Linked DNA regions of Mus musculus: all the other regions are linked to region 1. A link is a loop called in an ENCODE intact Hi-C map of the cell type or tissue named here. Cell type or tissue: left cerebral cortex. All regions are shown on one strand. Each heading gives the region's core, and the rest is flanking DNA. Links, peaks and the distances in the headings are about the cores only.

Evidence for each region. A loop is a pair of places that touch in the nucleus more often than their neighbours do. Peaks named below come from ENCODE experiments on the same cell type or tissue, not always from the same donor. Only the 100,000 strongest peaks of a DNase experiment are listed, where the experiment ranks them.
Region 2: a loop joins it to region 1, with 4 times the contacts of the local background. A loop is called at or near these places in 15 of 42 quality-filtered maps.
Region 3: a loop joins it to region 1, with 2.6 times the contacts of the local background. A loop is called at or near these places in 8 of 42 quality-filtered maps.

The regions. Positions count from the first base shown.
Region 1 is chr9:62,546,955-62,553,413 of GRCm38, reverse strand. No RefSeq gene overlaps it. Among named protein-coding and RNA genes, the nearest start is that of Gm39352, 8.9 kb to the right of the region's middle. In left cerebral cortex, for the core only: CTCF peaks have their summits at 2,595 (motif pointing right) and 3,387 (motif pointing right); DNase peaks (open chromatin) are centred at 2,649 and 3,399; H3K27ac peaks cover 1,245 bases.
Region 2 is chr9:62,774,486-62,780,944 of GRCm38, reverse strand. Itga11 (integrin alpha 11) reads right to left here. Exons shown (of 30, transcript NM_176922.5): 27 at 4,222-4,332; 28 at 3,996-4,091. Among named protein-coding and RNA genes, the nearest start is that of Fem1b, 34 kb to the left of the region's middle. In left cerebral cortex, for the core only: a CTCF peak has its summit at 3,274 (motif pointing right); DNase peaks (open chromatin) are centred at 1,953 and 3,275.
Region 3 is chr9:62,036,957-62,043,415 of GRCm38, reverse strand. No RefSeq gene overlaps it. Among named protein-coding and RNA genes, the nearest start is that of Paqr5, 13 kb to the right of the region's middle. In left cerebral cortex, for the core only: a CTCF peak has its summit at 3,069 (motif pointing left); a DNase peak (open chromatin) is centred at 3,059; H3K4me3 peaks cover 192 bases.

The DNA.
Region 1 (6,459 bases), core at 810-5,809:
ATACTTACTGGGAATTAGATAGAGGATGCTGCCCAGAGAGCCTGTGGCTGTTAGGGTGCCTCTGCGGAGGCACCACCCCAGTTACCTCCTATTGCAGTTCCAACCAGAAGGTTCCAGAAGCTGACAGAGACTGAATATCTGAAGAGCAGCCCTGTCTGGGACCTAGAAAGCAGCTCTGTGTTCTCAACATCTCAACTCCAATTTCTTTATAAAACCTAGGCAGACTCCACCCTGGCCTGAGGAAGGGGACACCGTGGATCCGTTGGTGGCCCACCCTCCCACCCTTCTTCCAGTCGTCCAATATCCAGGAGAGCTGGAGGTGCCAGTGAGGCCTGAAAATGACCAGAACCCAGCTGGAAACCAAGAGTCTCAGGTGTATGGCAGGTCAAAGAAGGATGGGTACCGGCAACATCCTCACGTCCAACTCTGGGGGTACGTCTGTGAAAACACTGGGGTGTGAACTGGTAAACTGGACAGTAACTTAAAATTTTCCACCCTAAGAAAGTACTCTCTCCCACCAGGTATAGGGGCACACACCTTTAATCCCAGCAGAGGAGGAGGCAAGTGGATCCTTGTGAATTGGTGGTCAGCCTGGTCTAAGCAGTGAGTTCTAGGCTAACCGGGGCTATAGAGTGAGACGCTGTGTGATAGTTTGAGTAGGTATGGCTCCCACAGACATTTTGAATGCTTGGTCATAGGAAGTGGCACTATTAGAAGGTGTGACCTCGTTGGAGGAGTTGTGTCACTGGGAGGGAGGCTTTGGGGTTATATGAGCTCAAGCTAGTTGAAGTCACATGGTTTCCTTCTGCTGCCTTCGGATCGAGATGTAGAACTCTCAGCTCCTTCTCCATCACCATGCCTGCCTGCACACTGCCATGTTTCCCACCATGACCATAATGGACTGAACCTGTAAGCCAGCCCCAATTAGATGTGGTTCTTTATAAGAGCTGCCTTGGTCATGGTGTCTCTTTATAGCAATAAAACCCTAAGACATGTCTTGTCCTGTCTCAAGTATACAAACAAACAAACAAACAAACTCCTTTTACTCAGTAGTTTCAATGTTTGCAACATATCCTAAAGAAATAAACAGAGGCAGGTGTGATGGCACACACCTTTAATCTCAGCACTTGGGAGGCAGAGGCAGGCAAAACTCTGAGTTGGAGGCCAGCCTGGTCTACACAGCCAGTCTTGGACAGCCAGGGCTACACAGAGAAACCCTGTCAAAACAAAACAAAACAAAACAAAAAACAAACAAACAAAAAAACAGAACAGAACAGAACAGAATATCTATGTGCAGAGATGAACATGGGGCAGTGTTTGTAGTTGCCAAAACTGAAACAACTTATTTAACAACAGGGCAACATTGAGGGTTATTATAGCTGCTTAGAGAAAAGAATATTATGAACCCCCAAAAAGAAGAGTCTGAGGTGGGCATGGTGGTGCATAGCTCTGTTCAGGGTCATCCTTGCTTAAACGGTGACTTTGAAGATGGCCTGCCATCTTGTCTTAACAAACAAGAGAGATTTGGAAAAAAACAAAAACCTGTAGTGAGTGGAGGATGCATCTACAATGTTGCATCCTTATATCACACAGTATTGATTTCAACCCTGACAACTGTAACAAAGCCACTGTCCAGTTGGTTCACCAGACAGGCGCTTTCAGCCAAGCCTGGGGAGGCGTCTGGGATGGAAACCACAGAATGCAAGGAGTTGACCTCTGACCTCCAAGATGTGAGTTCTTGCAGGATCCACACCCCCAAGAAATGAACAATAAAACCTTACCAAAAAACCTTAAAAAACAAGTTGTAGAAGGAAACCTCAACTCGCTCTCATTTCCAGGCTTTGGTGTTTTTGTCTTTTTTGTTTGTTTGTTTGTTTTTGTTTTGTTCCTTTGTGGTTTTTCCGAATTTTACCACATTTTCTACGATAAGCAGACAAACTTTCAACCTATAGAAAACAAATTTGGTTAACCAAAATATCCTTGTTGAAATCAGATGCCAGCCAGTAAACGGCAGGGCTGGGACCGAAAGCCAGGCCTGACTCCAAACTGCCACACCCCACACCCCAGTGACAAGAGTTGAGTGTCCAATGGAGACTCCCAGGCCCACCCCACTGGCGGGCAGAGGATCTGAACAGTGGGCAGCGTTTTCTACACCATCCAGTCTAGAGCAGGCTCAGCTGGCCCTCCCTTCCTCTGCAAGGGCGTCCACTCTCTCCCCAGGCCTAAGGCCAACCAACGACACCATCTCCAAAGACCCTGTCTCCAGAAGGTCCAGTGACACTGTTGTGGGTACCAGGGCAGAACTGTGTGCCTGTGCCAAAGGAGCTCTGCTGCCCGCATTGGCTTCAGCTCCACAGCACAGACCAATCACCCTCGGCCATCTGCCTGATTCTCCGGCCTCAGTCCCTGTCAGTGACAGAAAGGCCTGCGGCCAGCCCTGCGCCCTCCTCTGCTATCAGAACAACCTTCGAGCACTGTGGGGAAGGAAGCTACCCACCAAACAGAATGTCAGCTCTGCCCAGGACCTGGCACGCAGACACAGGGCAGACTCCATCAGGTGACTCACTCCTGGTGACTTCAGGCCTGCGATCTCCTCCCCTGGCCTGCAGGGGGCGGGGTGAGAGTGTCACGATCCAACCTGCCCACTGAGCAATAAAGGTGTTGGTGGAGGACAGCTGGTACCCCATCTTCTGCAGCTCCCACCTCTACGGGGCCAGAGAAGGCTCTGGAGGCAGGTGGATTTCCCACATGAGCAACCAGAGGGACCTAGAGAAGGAGTGGGCTCAGCTGAGGGAAACCTGCCTGTTTATTATAAAGCCATCAGAATACTAGAAGAGGCAGCTCTCATTCCCCCAAGCCTCTGTTGCTGAGGTGACCCATGGGGACATGGCCCCTTCTGCCACTTAGTAATGTACTCTTCTTCCCTACCCTGTCTGTCATCTTCAGTTTTGTTAGATAAACACCGACTGAGCGGGCTTTGTACAGAGTGCCTGCTTCAGGGGAAAAAAATATCCTTGCAGCAGATTTGCCCAGTTGCAGGAAGAGCCACAGCCTGGTTCCAGAATTAGAAACCTTGAAGTTTTTTGCTTTGAAAATTCTAGAGCTTTCTTACAGAATCTTCAGAGACCCCAGCAGTGTATGGGTAATTTGGAGAGCGCCAGCGGATTCAAGACCAGCTACTGGCCTGCCAAATCCCCGCATGCTCATGTGTGAAGATGCAAGGTCTGCATGTGGGGAGATGCTCCTAAGCCCTTCTGTCTGGTTCTTTCCCTCGGTTTGCAGTATCTGCAGGGACCTTTCAGGTTCTCATGGAAAACAGCAATAGTGGGACATCAATCCGTGCTCTGCACAAGGCTTTCCGACTCTGGAGTTGTAGTTCCAAGATATGTCCACCAGAGGGCGCACCGGCCACATTCTTCTGGATTTGGCGGCACCGGTCACCAGCACAAGAGCTAGGCTAGCACAGCTTCAAGGACTGTAGATCTGGAAGCGGGGGAATCAACTGAGATGTTGAGACAGAGAAGTTAGACTGTAAAAATTCTAACATAACTGAACCACACCTGTTGTATGGAAAGTTCTTGCACTAAAACAATTGCTCACTGTTCCCGTCTTTGAAATTCAAATATAACGAAACAGCCCGTGTTTTTATTTGATTACCTGGTAAGTGTACACTGAAGCCTGCTACAGACACAAGAAGGATACAATAAAAAGATAAATAAAAGTATTCCTCACAAATAATAACCGATATTTGTAAATGGCATTAAATTTAAAATTATTACAGAGACAAGAGAGACTGCTCTATCTTGATAAAAGGTCAATCTATCAGAAGATTTAATGACCGTATAAATGCAGGACAGCGGACCCCCCCCCCAATATAGGTAAATATTGACAAAAACCCAAGACATATCTACAATAGTTAAGAATAGTGATGTCTCATCATCAATAGCACATGGACCAGCTAAATGGAAGGTCAGTACAGAGACAGAGGTCTAAACAGCACTCACTCAACAGCAACTCAACTCGTGGTAAGCGTTCCATCAACGAAATTTTATCTCCATTGTGAGGTATTAATTAATTAATAAATTAAGAGGAGAGAAACCAATTTGACTGTAACTCGTGGAGGTGGGACCTTTGGGGGAAGATAAAGTTAATGGAGTCCTATAGCCAGAGGGAGCATTTGTCCGACGGTTGAATGGACGTGGCTATATAAAAAAAGGAACGGAGCTCTGAATTAGGACATGAAGGTCCTCTCACTGGGTGATGTCCTGCAGTGCTTTGTGACTGGTATGGCCCTCACCAGATACCACCAGGCTCTGAACTTCTCAGTGCTCCAATTTCTGAGCCAGATAAACCTTTTCTGTTCATAAACTACCCAGTCTGTAGTATTCTGTTACGGCAACAGCAAACAGACGATAAACCAGAAGTCCAGCTCCTCCCCATGCACACACAGGCAGTCTCCAGCGCAGGCCGTGTGCTAGGCAGCAAGACAAAGCTCGGGACATTTTAACAATTGAAACCATCCAAAAGCACATGTCTTTTTTACCACAATGAACTAGAACAAAAAAACAACATAAGAAAAAACAGGAGAATTCACAAATATATGGAAATTTAAACAATGCGTTCTTACATAACCGATGTGTTAATGAAAAAAAATCACTAGTGAAATGGGGCGGGGGAGGGAGTAAAATTCTGGAAACAAAACAAAAGCATAGAATAGTAAGACTTGCAGGATCCAGCAGGCCCTGTCCTCAGAGAGAGAGGCACTCACGGCCATCCGGGCCTGCATCCGCAGCCTCTCTCTCTGCAACCCTAAGCTACTACAAAGTGAGGTACTGACTAAAGTCAGAGGAATAGGGACGGAATGGCACAAACTAGAACAGAGATAAACAAATCAGGCAGGAAAAGCACCAGAGAAAACCCAGGAGCCCAAAGGCTGGTTCTCTGAGACCCAGTCACAGGACTGGCACACACGTAGTGAGAATGACCAAGGAGTAAGATGCACTGCTCCCCTGCTCTCACTGGACGTATGGCTAGTGGATTTGCCTATCCTAGCCTGCTTTGGGGGTCCCCCCTCCACCTCCAGCGCATTAGGATTGTAGGCCAGTTACCATTCCTATCCAGCTTTTACACGGGGGCTGGGAAACGGAACCCTGGTCCTCAAATGTGTGTGGCCAGTGCTTCGCCCTCTGAGCCATCTTCCCAGCCCTCTCTTTCTGAATTTTTACTTTTTACTTTTGGTTTGTTTGATTTGTTGATTTTATTTGAGACGCTGTCTCTCTATTTAGTCCTGGCTTCCCTGGCTTGCCATATAGACTAGGCTGGCCTTGAACTCAGAGACCCTCCCGCCTCTGCCTCCCAAGTGCTGGGATTAATGGTGGGCTCCACCACGCTAGGTGGCCTCGGCACTATTTCTTTCAACAAGGACCACGAGTGATTAAGTTAGCAGTGTAGGGGACTGGAAACCTACTCCAGGATCCTTTGTGTGGAAAGGGGACAGCTCAACTCTTGGGATCGAATGCTCTCTTCAGAGCACTGACCGAGAAAAACACTTGTCCAGAGCCCTGAGGAACCCAGCCTGCTAGATGCCCCATGTCTGTTCTCACTTTCTGGAACCTTCCAGCCGAGCTAGCAGCAAACTGCTTGGGCCCTGCTGGAACACAGCCTTGGCTGATGTCCCCCAGGTCCCCTCCCCTCTATGTCTGGCTGTTTCCCATGCCATGTGGTCCTAGCCCTCAGATGGCAGAGAGGCAGCTCGAGGAGTGAGCAGGAGGAAGCCTCCCTGTGTTAATTGGTGCTAATGAATTCTTGCAGCCCTTTCTGCATCTTCCTCCACTGCTGCAGGAAGCTGCTGACAACAGCACCTTGGCACTGTGCTCTGCACATTGAAACCAAGCAGTGCCCTCAGCCACCTCAGCGCCCTGCTGAGTGAGAAGAGGAGGGGGAGCTAGGATGTGGGTGGGGTTTACAGTAGTGTCAGGGCCTCAGAAGTGACTTCGACAAATCTTACTCACGTAGCCATCATTAAAATGTGTGTGTGTGTGTGTGTGTGTGTGTGTGTGTCTGTATGTGCATATGTGTGTATGTTTATGTGTATGTATGTGCATATGTGTGTATGTATATGTATGTATGTGCATATGTGTGTATGTGTATGTGTATATGCATGTGTATGTGTGTGCATATGTATGTGTATATATACATGTATGTGGATGCATATATATGTGCATATGTATATGTGTGTATGTGTATAAGTATGTATGTGCATATGTATGTGTGTATTGTATATGTATATATGTATGTATATGTGCATATGTGTGTATGTATGTGTGTATTTTTGTCTATGTATGTGTGTATGTGTATATGTGTGCATATATGTATGTGTGTATGTATGTGCATTTGTGTATGCATGTGTGTATATGTATGTGACTGTATATGCATATGTGTATATGTATATAAGTGTAC
Region 2 (6,459 bases), core at 809-5,808, 230 kb before region 1:
TCCCTAAACATTAGTTTTTATTGCAGGGTGTAAGTGCTCACACGTGTGTGTGCATGTAGTGGGCAGAGGTTGACATCACATGTCTTCCTCAGTCACTCTCCACCAGAACAGTGTTTGAGACCGGGCCTCTCACTGATCCTGGAGCTGGCTGATGTGGTTAGACTGCCTGGCTAGCAAGCCCCAGGCTAGCAAGTGCCAGGAGTCTCCCATCTCTGAAGCCCAGCTGTGGGTTTACCTGTGTGCACCACCATGAGCAGCTGCTCTCTATAGGAACTGAACCCAGCCTTCATGCTTGTGAGGCAAACACCTGAGGCATTTTCCTAGCCCTACCTAGCCCTAGCCCTCGAATTCCCGACCCTTCTGTCTCCACTTCACAAGAGGGTGACATCTACACTCTTGATTTCTATGGTTCTGGGGTTGAACTCAAGGGTTTGTGTATGCCAGACAAGCGTTCCCCCACCAGAGCTGTACACCAAGCCCTCGACTTGCTTTTAAACTTAGGTGAAGAAAAAAAATGGGCACAGTGGTACATGACTTTAACCCCAGCACTTGGGAGTAGAGGCAGGTACATCTGTGGGCTCTAGGCCAGTGTGGTGTTTACATAGTGAATTCCAGGATAGCCAGGACTACAAAGAAACTGACTCAAAAACAAAACAAAAACAAAACAAAATATAGTGAATTCCAAGACAGCTAGGACTACAAAAAAACCTGATTCAGAAAGAAAGGGAGAGAGAGAGAGATGAGAGAGAGAGAGAGAGAGAGAGAGAGATGAGAGAGAGATGAGAGAGAGATGAGAGAGAGATGAGAGAGAGAAAGAGGAGAGGGTAGAGGATAGAGGGGTGAGGAGAGAGGAGAGAGAGAAAGAAAAGGAGACAGGAGGCTGGAGAGATGGTGTGCGTACTGCCTAGGACCCGCTTTGGGCAGGTCATAGGCACTTGTATCTCCAGCTCCAGGGCATCTGATACCCTCTTCTAACTTCTGCAAGCACCTTCCCACATGTGTGTACACACACACACATTTTTAAACAATAAAATAAATGTTTTTTAAAAAGAAAATAAATAGCTGGGCGTGGTGGCACACGCCTTTAATCCCAACACTTGAGAGGCAGAGGCAGGCAGATTTCTGAGTTCGAGGCCAGCCTGGTCTACAAAGTGAGGTCCAGGACAGCCAGGGCTACAGAGAAACCCTGTCTTGAAAAACCAAAAAAAACAAAAAACAAAAAACAACAACAAAACAAAACAAAACAAACAAACAACAAAAAAACAAAAAACAAACAAACAAACAAAAAACCATAGTTCAGCCTGGGTTATTTCTGTTCCTCTTCAGACTTTTTTCTTTCCAAATGAAGGATGACCTCGGTGCTGTGGGACCCACTCGTGACCCCGTGAACGTGCCCCACCAGGTGGCCTTCACTATGCTCTCGACCTCGCTCTCACTTCTGTCTTCCTCTGCACTCCAGGTTCTGGATCATCCAGCTGTTCACCTGACTGTGACCCCCTCACCTCCAGACCTGTTTCCACCACGGCTTCCTTAGCAGCCCGTGGTGACACTCTTTATGCCAGCTTGCCATCCTTTTACATCCAATGGCGCCCATCAGCAAACCATCTCATTCTACTCCAGAAACCCCTAGAACGTGGCCAGCCCTCCTGCCTCCTGGCTCTGGTCCTGTCATCTTTTGCTGGAGTCTGCATCAGCCTCCCTACCTCAGTCTCACCCCCACCGCCTGTCCTCAGCTTGCAGTATGAGGAACACTTTCCCTCGGATGACAGAGCGGCGGTCCCTGCTCAGAACATCACATCTTCTCATGGCATTTGGAGGGCAGTGGTCCTTCTCGCCTTGCTGACCGCATCCGCTGCCCCTCACTCTGCTCCCGCTTTCCGTGCTACCACGGGGCTGTTCTCTCTGCCCTTGAGTGACCGACTCCCCCAGATACCTACACGTGCTCCCCAACCTCCCTGTGTGGAACTCAACTGAGCAAACTGTGTTCACTCCATCTGAATTTCACTCTTGAGTGCGGATTTCTTTCTGGGAAAGAAGCCAGAAAACAAAACAGAACACTGCCAGGGGTGGCCTGAGTTGAGTGGGGCTTCTCAGCTTGGCCCCCTGCTCTGTCTCCAGAGCATGGAGTGAGGCAGAAACAGCCACAGCAGCTAGCTGGGTGGTGGACCATTCACATTACTCCCTAGGCAACTCTGGGCAGGTCACTACTCAGGCCTCACCTCACACAGTCTCAGCTTTCCCTCTGAGACAGAGGCAGGGGTTAAGCCTTCGAGGTGTGCGGTGGGTCTGCTTGCGTGTGCACAGGGCTCAACCCTTCCATGGTTTCTGCTTCATCCCCAAAGGCTGGGTGGGCCTTTGTGCTGCCTTCCTTGCCCACTGACCTAGCCATGCTGGGCACTATATAACCTACTACAAGTGACACGCTCAGTACAATAGGATTTTTTTTTTTTTGAGGGCATCTTGGGCTAGGAAGAAAGTTCACCTAAGAGATAACCAGGTGGTGGTGGTGGCGCATGCCTTTATTCCCAGCACTGGGGAGACAGAGGCAGGAGGATCCCTGAGTTTGAGACCATCCTGGTCTACAGAGTGAGTTCTGGGACAGCCAAGGCTATACAGAAACCCTGTCTCAAAAACTAGAAAACTAAACAAAACAGAGATACTCATGGGGGGGGGGGAGGGATGGTTAACGGGGGAGGGGCTTCCTGACACTTGACACATCTTTGAAGAATTACTACCCAGGGCCATCTCCAGAAACGGCTCCCTGGCCACTCTGTCCATCTGCTTCCCTCAGCATGGCCGCACTTCCTGACTTCTCCCATGCTTGGTTACTACTGTGTTCAACTGCTTATGAATCTGCCGCCCAGGCTGGGGGCTGGGGAAAGGGATGGACCCCCATCCCATGCAGAATGAAGAAACACATGGTTGAAAGGAGGTAGCTGGTGCCCTTTCCCTCAGAGGGGCAGAGGTGTCAGGAGATTCAAGGCTTAGGCTGGGGCCCCAGGGTGGGACAGACCACCAGGATGTGGGGCTAACCCTCAGTTACCACAGTTCTTAGGAGAATCCCTGAGAACTGCTTCTGGGCCTTGACCCGTGATGTTCTATGCCTGGAAGGGTGCAATTACCGAAACAGCCTGATGGTGTCCCTTTGCCAAGCCTGCCTTTTTCCCCTCTTCTCCTTTATGCCTGTTTGTTTAACCCAGCATCTCCTGAGGTGTATAGGTGAGTGGCCAGAGCCTACAGCTCAACCAGCACTTCTGAGATATGAACAGTAGGGGGCAGCAAAGCCCTACTCCCAGCTGCCCCGTTTACACAAGCCCTAATTGTTCTCTAAGACCCGACTTGTTTAGGACAGTAGCTATCTCTCAAAGCCTCACCTCTTTTTCTCTGTCTGGAAGTCAAGGTAATGCTGGCCTATGTGGTTTTGTCTAGTTAAAAAAGAGCCCAGCACGGAGCCCTCTAAATCCTGCCCTCACCCTTACCACACCCATTGCTGCTTGCACTCCTTTAGAGCTGAGTCTCTAGGCAAGGGAGGGATGCAAGTTCAGGCTCCACCAGCAAGCCCAAGACAACTTCACTGTGGGGCAGCCAATCAGGGAGCCACCCTTTAGGTTCATGGGTGTGGGTGTGTGGTCTCAGTATCCTCTGTGTGAAACTCTGTGAGACACACAGGCGTCTCTTTATTTTTTCCCACAGCACAGAGCCTAGCACGCTGAGGTACCACGCCAATGCTTGAGTCTGGTCTCTTGCCAGTCTGCTCTGCGTGTGTGTGTGTGTGTGTGGTGTGTATATGTATGTGTGTGTGTTTGCACGAGTGCTTTTTTTTTTTTTCTTTTGATAGTCTTTCACTGACCTGGAGCTAGGCTAGCTAGTGAAAAAGACCAAGGATTTGTCTTCATTTCCTGAATGCTAGGATTACATCCTAGCATTTCCTGAATGCTACACCTGTCGTCCCCCCCCATTCCCCCCCTCCCGGTTTTGGACTCCCTGGAGCTCACCTGGCGGCTAGGGTCTTCCTCTCGGAAGATGAAGGGGCTGTGGAACTGCCTCTGCAAGGCGGCGTTGACTGTGATCTTCAGAGACCTGTACTTGAGCTGTAAGACCAGGGCCTTCTTCAGAGCCGGCTCTGGGAGCCTCTGTTCCCTCTCAGGCAGCCCCAGGTTGGAGACTCCCCCCACAGCCACCTCCTCCCTTCCTTCCAGTCCTGCTGAGGGTCTAACTTACTGCTTTCAGAGATGTCAGCCACAGGTTTCCCACCAGGTAGAAGCTGGTCTCCTGGCTGGGGGCCAGCCTCAGGTTGCAGATGATGGAGACCACGTCGGAGTTGCTGTGATTCTGGAAGAGAGTTGTCGGGATGGGCGGGGGCTGGAGGCCAGTGGCCTAGAATGTGAGCTTGGGCCATCAGACAGGCCTGAGGCTGGACCAACTGGGAAAGGGAAGCCGACCCGAGGCTGGACCATCTGGGAAGCAGATGGCTGGGACAAGGATAGAGGTATGTGGGGACACGAGGGACACCGAGAATACAAAGCAAGGAGGCCAGATTTGAAGTTGTGTATAACGACCAGTGTCCCAGGATCAGAACCTCCACTCAACACTGAGGACTTGGAAATCACCATATAAACAAGCTAAACGATAACTAAATGACAGTGCAGTAAGTCACAATAGATAGAGAAAAGTATTGCAGGCAATCAAACTTCCGGAGAGTGTCCCAATCAATCAATCAATCAATCATGTGTACACACATGCACATACCCAGAGCAAGTGTCATATTCAGGATCAAGACAATTCCAACCTCTCTCTCTCACACACACACACACACCTGCCATCAATTCTGTTTCTACTGCCCTGGTGGCCAGAGCCAGGGTAACATGTCAGGAAAAACAACTTGTTTTGGAGTGTTTGGAAAAAGTGGCAGAGACAGATGGAAAAGTGCATAAATCTTCATCTTGGAGCATCTGAACTTTATTAAGGTAAAATTATTTTTGAGGTAGTCTTGTGCCCTCCCAACTCTACCCAAATCATGGGTGAAGTGCAGCAGGTTTCAAAATACTGTGTGGGGCTGCCAGGATTGCTCAGTGGGCAAAGGTACTTGTAACCCGGATGCCACCAAGTCTGATGACCTGAGTTTGAACCCTGAGAACTCAGATGATGGAAGAAGTAACTCCTGCAAGTTGACCTCTGACCTCCACATGGCTGCCATAGCACCTGCACACACACACACACACACACACACACACACACACACAAGAATGCATGTGAAAAAATTTTAAGTGCTTCATGTTTGTTTGGAGAAATGAGAGCTGACTCACTGAACAAAGCTGCTGGGCACACGTAGGAATTCAAAACGTTTCTTTTTCTCTCCCTCCCCCTCCCCCATGCACAGGCTATGCCTGTTTTGTCCAGCTGATCCTCCTGGCTGAGCCTACCCAGTACATACTGTTTATGTGGTGTTAGGGATCGGACCCAGGACTCCATGTATCACATTTCGCTTAATAAATTATTTTTTAAGTGTTTTTTTTTATACTGGGCAGTGGTGGTGCACACTTTTTAATACCAGCACTCTGAAGGCAGAGGCAGGCAGATCTCTGTGAGTTCGAGGCCAGCCTGGTCTATAGAGTGAGTTCCAGGACAGCTTGAGCTATCCAGTGAGACCCTGTCTCAAAAAATGTTTTTCACTAAGCATATATTATCTATACATTACATTGGGTCTCATTGTGACCTGTACATGCATGTGTATATTATATTTGGGTCATATTCATTACCCTCTCCTGCCCTCTTTTTAGTTTTTTTTTTTAAAGATTTATTTATTTATTTTATGTACACGAGTACAATTATAGCTGTCTTCAGACACACCAGAAGAGGGCATCAGATCCCATTACAGATGGTTGTGAGTCACCATGTGGTTGCTGGGAATTGAACTCAGGACCTCTGGAAGAGCAGTCGGAGCTCTTAATCACCGAGCCATCTCTCCAGCCTCCTCTCTTCTTGCCCTCTTTTTTTTTTTTTTTTTTTTTTTTTTTTTTTTTTTTTTTTTTTTCCAAGACAGGGTTTCTCTGTATAGCCCTGGCTGTCCTGGAACTTACTTTGTAGACCAGGCTGGCCTCGAACTCAGAAATCCGCCTACCTCTGCCTCCCAAGTGCTGGGATTAAAGGTGTGAGCCACCACCGCCCGGCTCCTCTCTTGCCCTCTTAAGACTCCTGTTAACCCCTCTTTCCAACTCCAGATCAATAAGCTATTTTTAAGTTACATTTTAAAAATGTTTGTATGTGTGAGAGAGACAAACCAAGACAGAGAAAGAGACAGAGACAGAGACAGAGATAGACACACATGCACACCCCCACTCCCCCTGAGAGAGAGAGAGAGAGAGAGAGAGAGAGAGAGAGAACCAGGGATGGAACTCAAGTGGCCATCTTGGTGGCACAGTCCTTTACACCATGGACCATCTCACTGATGGCCACTCC
Region 3 (6,459 bases), core at 598-5,597, 510 kb after region 1:
TTGTTTACAGCCAAGACATGGACTCAACCTATGTGTCCATCAACAGAGAAAGAAAAAGTAGCGCTACACTGGGAATGACACTCAGCTGCTAGGGGGCCTGCCAAGAGTGCACAAAGCCCCGCTTCACCTCCAGCTCAGCACAAACCAGCATGGACGCAGGCCTATAGTCCTAGGATTGAGGAAATGAGATAGAAGGCCTAAGAAGTTCAAGGCTGTTTTGGGCTCTTTGAAATGCCTGTCTCAAAAATCAATCAATCAATCAATCAGTCAATATTTTAAAAAGACACAATCCATGTACACCATTTTATTTAACCATTACAAAGAACCAAACAGGATAAAATTCCACTGTTTATCCAGTGGCAACAGTGTTGAAGCTTAAGTGGCCCAGGAGGTCATTATGCCACATGAAAGAAATCAGAGCAACAAAAGGTAGCTACCACCTGAGCTCCCTCATCTGTGTGATCTAAGAAAGTTGCTTTCGAATGTAGATGTTGAAATTAGCAGGGTGGTTGCCAAGGGCTAGGTAGATGGGCTGATGTTGACCAAAAGATACACATTTGGGCTGGTGAGATGGCTCAGCAGAAAGAAGTACTTCTAGCCAGGACGGAGGACCTGAGCTGGACCCTTGAAACTCACGTGGTGTAAGGAGAAAACTGAATTCCACAAGTTGTCCTCTGACCTCTTCGTGCACAAACACAAACACACGCACACGTACACACAAATGTAAATGATTGTTTTAAGGACATACAATTTCAGTAGAAATAAGCAATATAGTGGCTCTAGTTTATTGGATTCTTGAAACATTCTGAGCGTGGTTATAAAGTGTTCCATGCTGGGTGTTAATTCAGCTCAGGGAGGCTAGCATGTATGTTTGTCATGCTTAGCCTCAGCAGTGAACTTCATAAACCTAGAGTCATCTGGGAAGTAGGACTTTCACCTGGGGAACTGTCCAGATCAAAGTGACCTTGACTGCTACTTGATGTGGGAAGGCCCAACTGCCCACTGTGGGTGGTTCTATTCCTAGGTCAGTGGTCTTGGGCTGATAAGAGAGAAGGCCAGAGGAACAAGCAGTAAACAACAGTTCTCCATGACCTCTGCTTCGGTCCCTGGACTTTCATAATTGCCCTTCCCTCGTGATCTCTATTTGTACTCATTTTCAGTGATCCAAAGAGTCAGAAAATACTTATTTGTGAGGCCAACGAGATAGTTCAGCTGGTAAAAGTGTTTGGCAAGCAAGCCTGACAACCTACATTTCATCCCTAGAACCCATTAAAAATGAAAGGTAGGTGCTGCTGTGATAATTTTTGGTTTCTTTAAAAATCAAGTTATGTGGATGTTTTTGTTTCAATCCCAGGTGTGGGATAAGAGGCTGCTTCTCGGCGGGTATTTATGATTTGCCTCGTGCACTAGCAGGAGCTGATTTTGCCAGCTGCAGATAGTTTAATCAGGGGGTGGGGGTGGCGAGGGGGGTGGGAATCCGAAGATAGTATAAATGGGAGAGCCTGAGAGGGCCTGGGGTTGCTGCTGTTGCTGCTCCCAGTTGTTCTTGATGCAGTGTGATGAGAAGATTTGAGCTTGCCCTAAGGAACTCAATGTCCCTAATTGAGGAAGCAATCAAAAGAGGTCTACATTCCCTCTCTCTCTAACCTTCTCTCTCTCTTGTTGGGAGATTGGAAGGGATGGGGTGGAGTAAACATTGGAACAGAGGAAGGGTTTATAAGAACCCAATAAAACAGCTAAAATCAAATTCACCAACAAGGTGCAGGGCTGAAGAGATGACTCCATGATTAAGAACGCTAGCTGCTCTCAGAGGACCCATGTTTGGTACCCAAACCACCTGTAAGGCCAGATCCAGGGCATCTGATGCCCTCTTCTAACCTCCTTGGACACCAGGCACATGAGTGGTGTTCAGATCATACATGCAGCTGAAAAGCTCATACACACAAAATAAGTGATTAAAAAGAAAAGGCTAGATGTGGTAGTGTCCATCTATAATCCCAGCACCCACAGTGAGGTGGGGGTGGAAACAGGAAGACTGCCTGGAAGCTGACTGGCCACCTGGTCTGGGCTACTCTACAGTGGAAATAAGAGAGAGCCTGTCTCTACACAGTGGAAGAAGATAGCTAATTCCTAAGAGTTGCCCTCCCACCTCCACAGGCATACGCCCACGCACACACTCACCCCAGATGTATATACATATTTAAAAAAAATAAAATTTGCTATACTCAGAATAGAACATTTAAATGCACTTTCATCATGGAAATTAAATCAGGTGTAAAAATTCTTTAGAAATGGTATGTGGAAATGATTTTTTTCCTGAGTTATTGAAGCATATCTTAGCCAGATGTGGTGGTGCATGCCTTTAATCACAGCATTCAGGAGGCAAAGGCAGGCAGATCTCTGAGTTGTTTACAGAGCAAGTTCCAGGCCAGCCAGGAGTACACAGACAAACTTTGTCTCAATCAAACAAACAAACAAAGTAAATAAATAATAAGTATCTGTTGGATGGAAATGGAAAAAATTCTAATTATCTGTAGTAAATGTCAAAACTTGAAATAAAAAAATATTTAAATCTGAGCTTCCCAATTTAACTTTTAGAAATTGGTTAAAATTTAGCAAATATTTTATATAAATGAAATAACTGCAGTTGTAACAGTGAGCTGCCCTGTCGCCTCTAAGATACTTTCCCTAATTCCTGGTCACATGTGTCTTCAGTGTAGCAGTAACCATTAGCATTTGCCTGCTTCTTGATCTAACAGTCTAAAGAAGAGGGACTGCTGTGTTTTGAATTGTTTTAGGGTGGAAGGGAAAGCAAGAGCTTGGGAGTTGGGGGTGGTCTCTACTCTGCGGGTCAGTTCTGGATTTGATCTGTCTCACCCTAGCAAAAGTGCTGAGGGCAGGGTCCTAACTCAACGGAGTGGAGTTGGAAGACCGCTTCAAATCAGGCCAGAGGTTTCTGAGTCAATCTGGAGCTGAAGGCTGGAGAGTTTGGAGCCCTGGAAAACGCAGTAGCAGAGCGACTGTGTGAGCCGTCACGAGGGCGCCACCTGCAGGGCAGTGGAGGCTCAGCGGAGCTAAGTGGGAGAACGGAGGCGTCACTCGGAGGATGCTGGGGGAAGCACAGAAACGAGGGTGCTTCCTTGCTCTCCTCATCAACTGATCAGCTCTTTTTCCTCCTTCTTTCCTATGGCGGAGCAGAGGGAAGTTCTTTCCAGCGTCTTGCCGCAGACACCTCATTCCGTGGAGACGCAGAACAAGCCAATGCCTCTCCAAGATTTTTTTTTTTTAAAGGCAGCCCTGGCTAGCCTGGAAATCACTATGGAGACCAGTCTGGCTTCACTACAATCCTCCTGCCTCTGCCTCCCAAATGCTGGAATTAAAGGCACGTGTCACCACGCTCAGCTCAAGTTTCAGTTTCTTTACACTTTTTCAGATTTGACATAAATATTTTCAAACATACCCACATTAGTTTCGTAAATTATTGCAGTGTCTCAAGAGAGGGAAAATTACATAGCTGAGTCTTTACAACCCGATATCATTCAGTCTGCCACCTAGAACTTGTCATCCCGGGGCCCTGTCCAGGGCTTTCCGTGTTTAGGATTCCCTCCTTGCCACTTTCCAGGGGCCACGACTGTCTTCAGCGCTCTGGCAGCCGGGCTGTCTCTAAGCTCTCCCCCTCCACCTTTGCAGCCCTTTTCTGATGAAAGACTCGAGGACTCCTTTCATCCCCCTTTCTTCTCAACCTCATTCCACCCCCGTGGGAGCTTATTCATGTCTGTGGCATCAGGAACGGCACCTAGGATTCACTCGTCAATGTGGCTGCAGGTGCTCACTGGCTGTATGTGGTGAGACTCCGTTTCAGACCTGGGGACCCTACCAAAGCCAAGGTCCTGCTTCCAGGGACCTGTCATTCTCTGAGAGGAGCTAGGCAGTGAACATGTGAACCTGCAATTTAACAAGTTAACTCCCGAGTCTGTGTGTGAACAGGACTGGGAGACAGCTGTGAGTGTGGGGGAGTTGGAAGCCCAACACGGTTTGTTGTGGTGGCCGCAGGGCCTCAGCATCTCAGGGGCCTGTTAGAAGAACAGCTTCCCTGCCAGCTCACACCTACTAAATAAAAACCTTTGTACTTAGAGGCCAGCATGTAGTTTTCACTTCCCTCAAGGGGACTCTGCCAGGGTCTCCAAAGAGCCTTTCCAGGTAAAGGCCTGCTTATCTTGATATCAGTGGGTATCACAAATTGCCACAAATATAGTGACCTAAAATAATATGAATTCATTCTTTTCTTGTCCTGAGGCTCAGAAGCCTAGAATCGGCTTCACTATGCTCAACTCAGATGCCTACAGAATTGAGTCCTTTCAAAGCTCTGGAGAGACACCACTGGCTGGCCTCTCAAGCTCTAAGAGACACCCTTAGGGCCTGACTACATCTATCTAACCCCCACTTGTCGCTAGATCGATTGCTCTGACTCTAATCCTGCCTGGTCACTTCTGATTCTACCCTGGAATCCAATATAACTTTTCCAGCAACCCTACATTAAGATCCTTGGGCTGAGGATGTAGCTCTGTTGGTAGAATGGCTATCTAGCATCCACAAAGCCGTAGGTTCCATCCCCAGCACTACACAAATGAGGCTTGATGCTGCATCCTAAATACCTGAATGTGCGAGACAGAAGCAGGAGAATCATAAATTCAAAGTCATCTATAGCTATACAGGGCATTCATTCAAGGCCATCCTGGGCTATATAAGACCCTGCCTTAAGTACACACACACATACGTACATACACACACACATGCACGCACACATACTTTTACTTTGATTCTGGGGATCAATGTGCAACATTGATTTTCAGTACTACTTACTGAACCATCTACCTGGTCCCATGTTGTGAATCTTCTTGAGGAGGGAAATTCTCCTTAGGACAGGAGGTAGCTGATGCAGCCAGCAGAGGCGGTGAGTCATGGAGTAACCTCAGACTGGCCATTCACTCTTGTAGGATCTTAGCATCTTATAATGCTTCTAGGTCTCCACACTCCTGGTTCAGTGGATTCCAGTGTAGGAAGTGGACCAGGAGTACTCAGCAGTAGTACCCAGAAGTAGGCCAGGAGTACTCAGCAGTAGTACCCAGAAGTAGGCCAGGAGTACTCAGCAGTAGTACCCAGAAGTAGGCCAGGAGTACTCAGCAGTGGTACCCAGAAGTAGGCCAGGAGTACTTATAAGCAGTACCCAGAAGTAGACCAGGGGTACTCAGCAGTGGTACCCAGAAGTAGACCAGGAGTACTCAGCAGTGGTACCCAGAAGTAGACCAGGAGTACTCAGCAGTGGTACCCAGAAGTAGACCAGGAGTACTCGGAAACAGGTTATAAGATTTCAGAGGAAGTACTCAGTGCCAGAAGAAAAGTGGATCTACCAAGCATGTAGATATAAGTCTGGAATACCACATTCAGGAGGCTGAGGCAGGAGGATCAAGAATTTGAGGTCAGTGGCTAGAGAGATGGCTTAATGGGTAAAATGTTTGCCCCATAAGCATGAAGACCTGATTTTGGATCATCAGAACCCATAAAAATAGTTGGCCATGTTAGCACATGACTGTAATCATGGCTAGGAGGCAGAGACAGGAGGCTCCTGCAGGTTCACTGGCCAGCCAGTCTAGCCAATGAGTGAGCTCCAGGTTCAGTGAGAGACCCTCCCCACAAAAGACGGAGGGCAATAGAAGGCATCCAACAAGTACACACGTGGATAAGTTCTTATACCAGATACACAGGTGAGGACACCCCTGCACACAACAACAACAAAATGGTGGGCTGCCTTAATTAGGGTTTCTATTGCTGTGACCAACATAACCAAAAGCAACTTGGAGGTTTATGTCAGCTTATACATCCTGATCACGCAGATGAGTAGGAAGTCAGGGCAGGAGCTCAGGGCAGGGACCTGGAAGCAGGAGCTGATGCTGAGGCCGTGGAAGAGTGCTGCTTACTGGCTTGTTCCTTGTTGTGTGCTAGCTGCTTTCTTACAGAACCCAGAACCACCAGCCCTCAGGAAGGTACCGCTTGCACTGCCCTGGGCCCTCAAGGATCCTCCAGGATCAGGAAAATGCACCGCAGGCTTGCTCACAGGCCCATCAGATAGGGGGCATTTTCTCAGTTGCTGCTCTGTGTTCCAAAATTACTCTAACTTGTGTCAAGTTGACATAAAACTAGTCAGCACATGGACAAAATATCTGCTCTGAATGATCACAACTTCACTTCAGGGTAGGATGGGTCCCACACAAACCCCAGGTTCACGGGGGAGCCAGAGTCCTTCTTTGAACATTAGCCAAGAACCTCGAAATAGACTTGTTCCGGATTAGACCAGGTATAGATAGAAACAGAAATACATAAACACACATATTTATTTTTTTACTTCCACATAGGCCTCTTTCCTTATGAGAAGCAATCCAGGCACAAAGTCCTGACTAG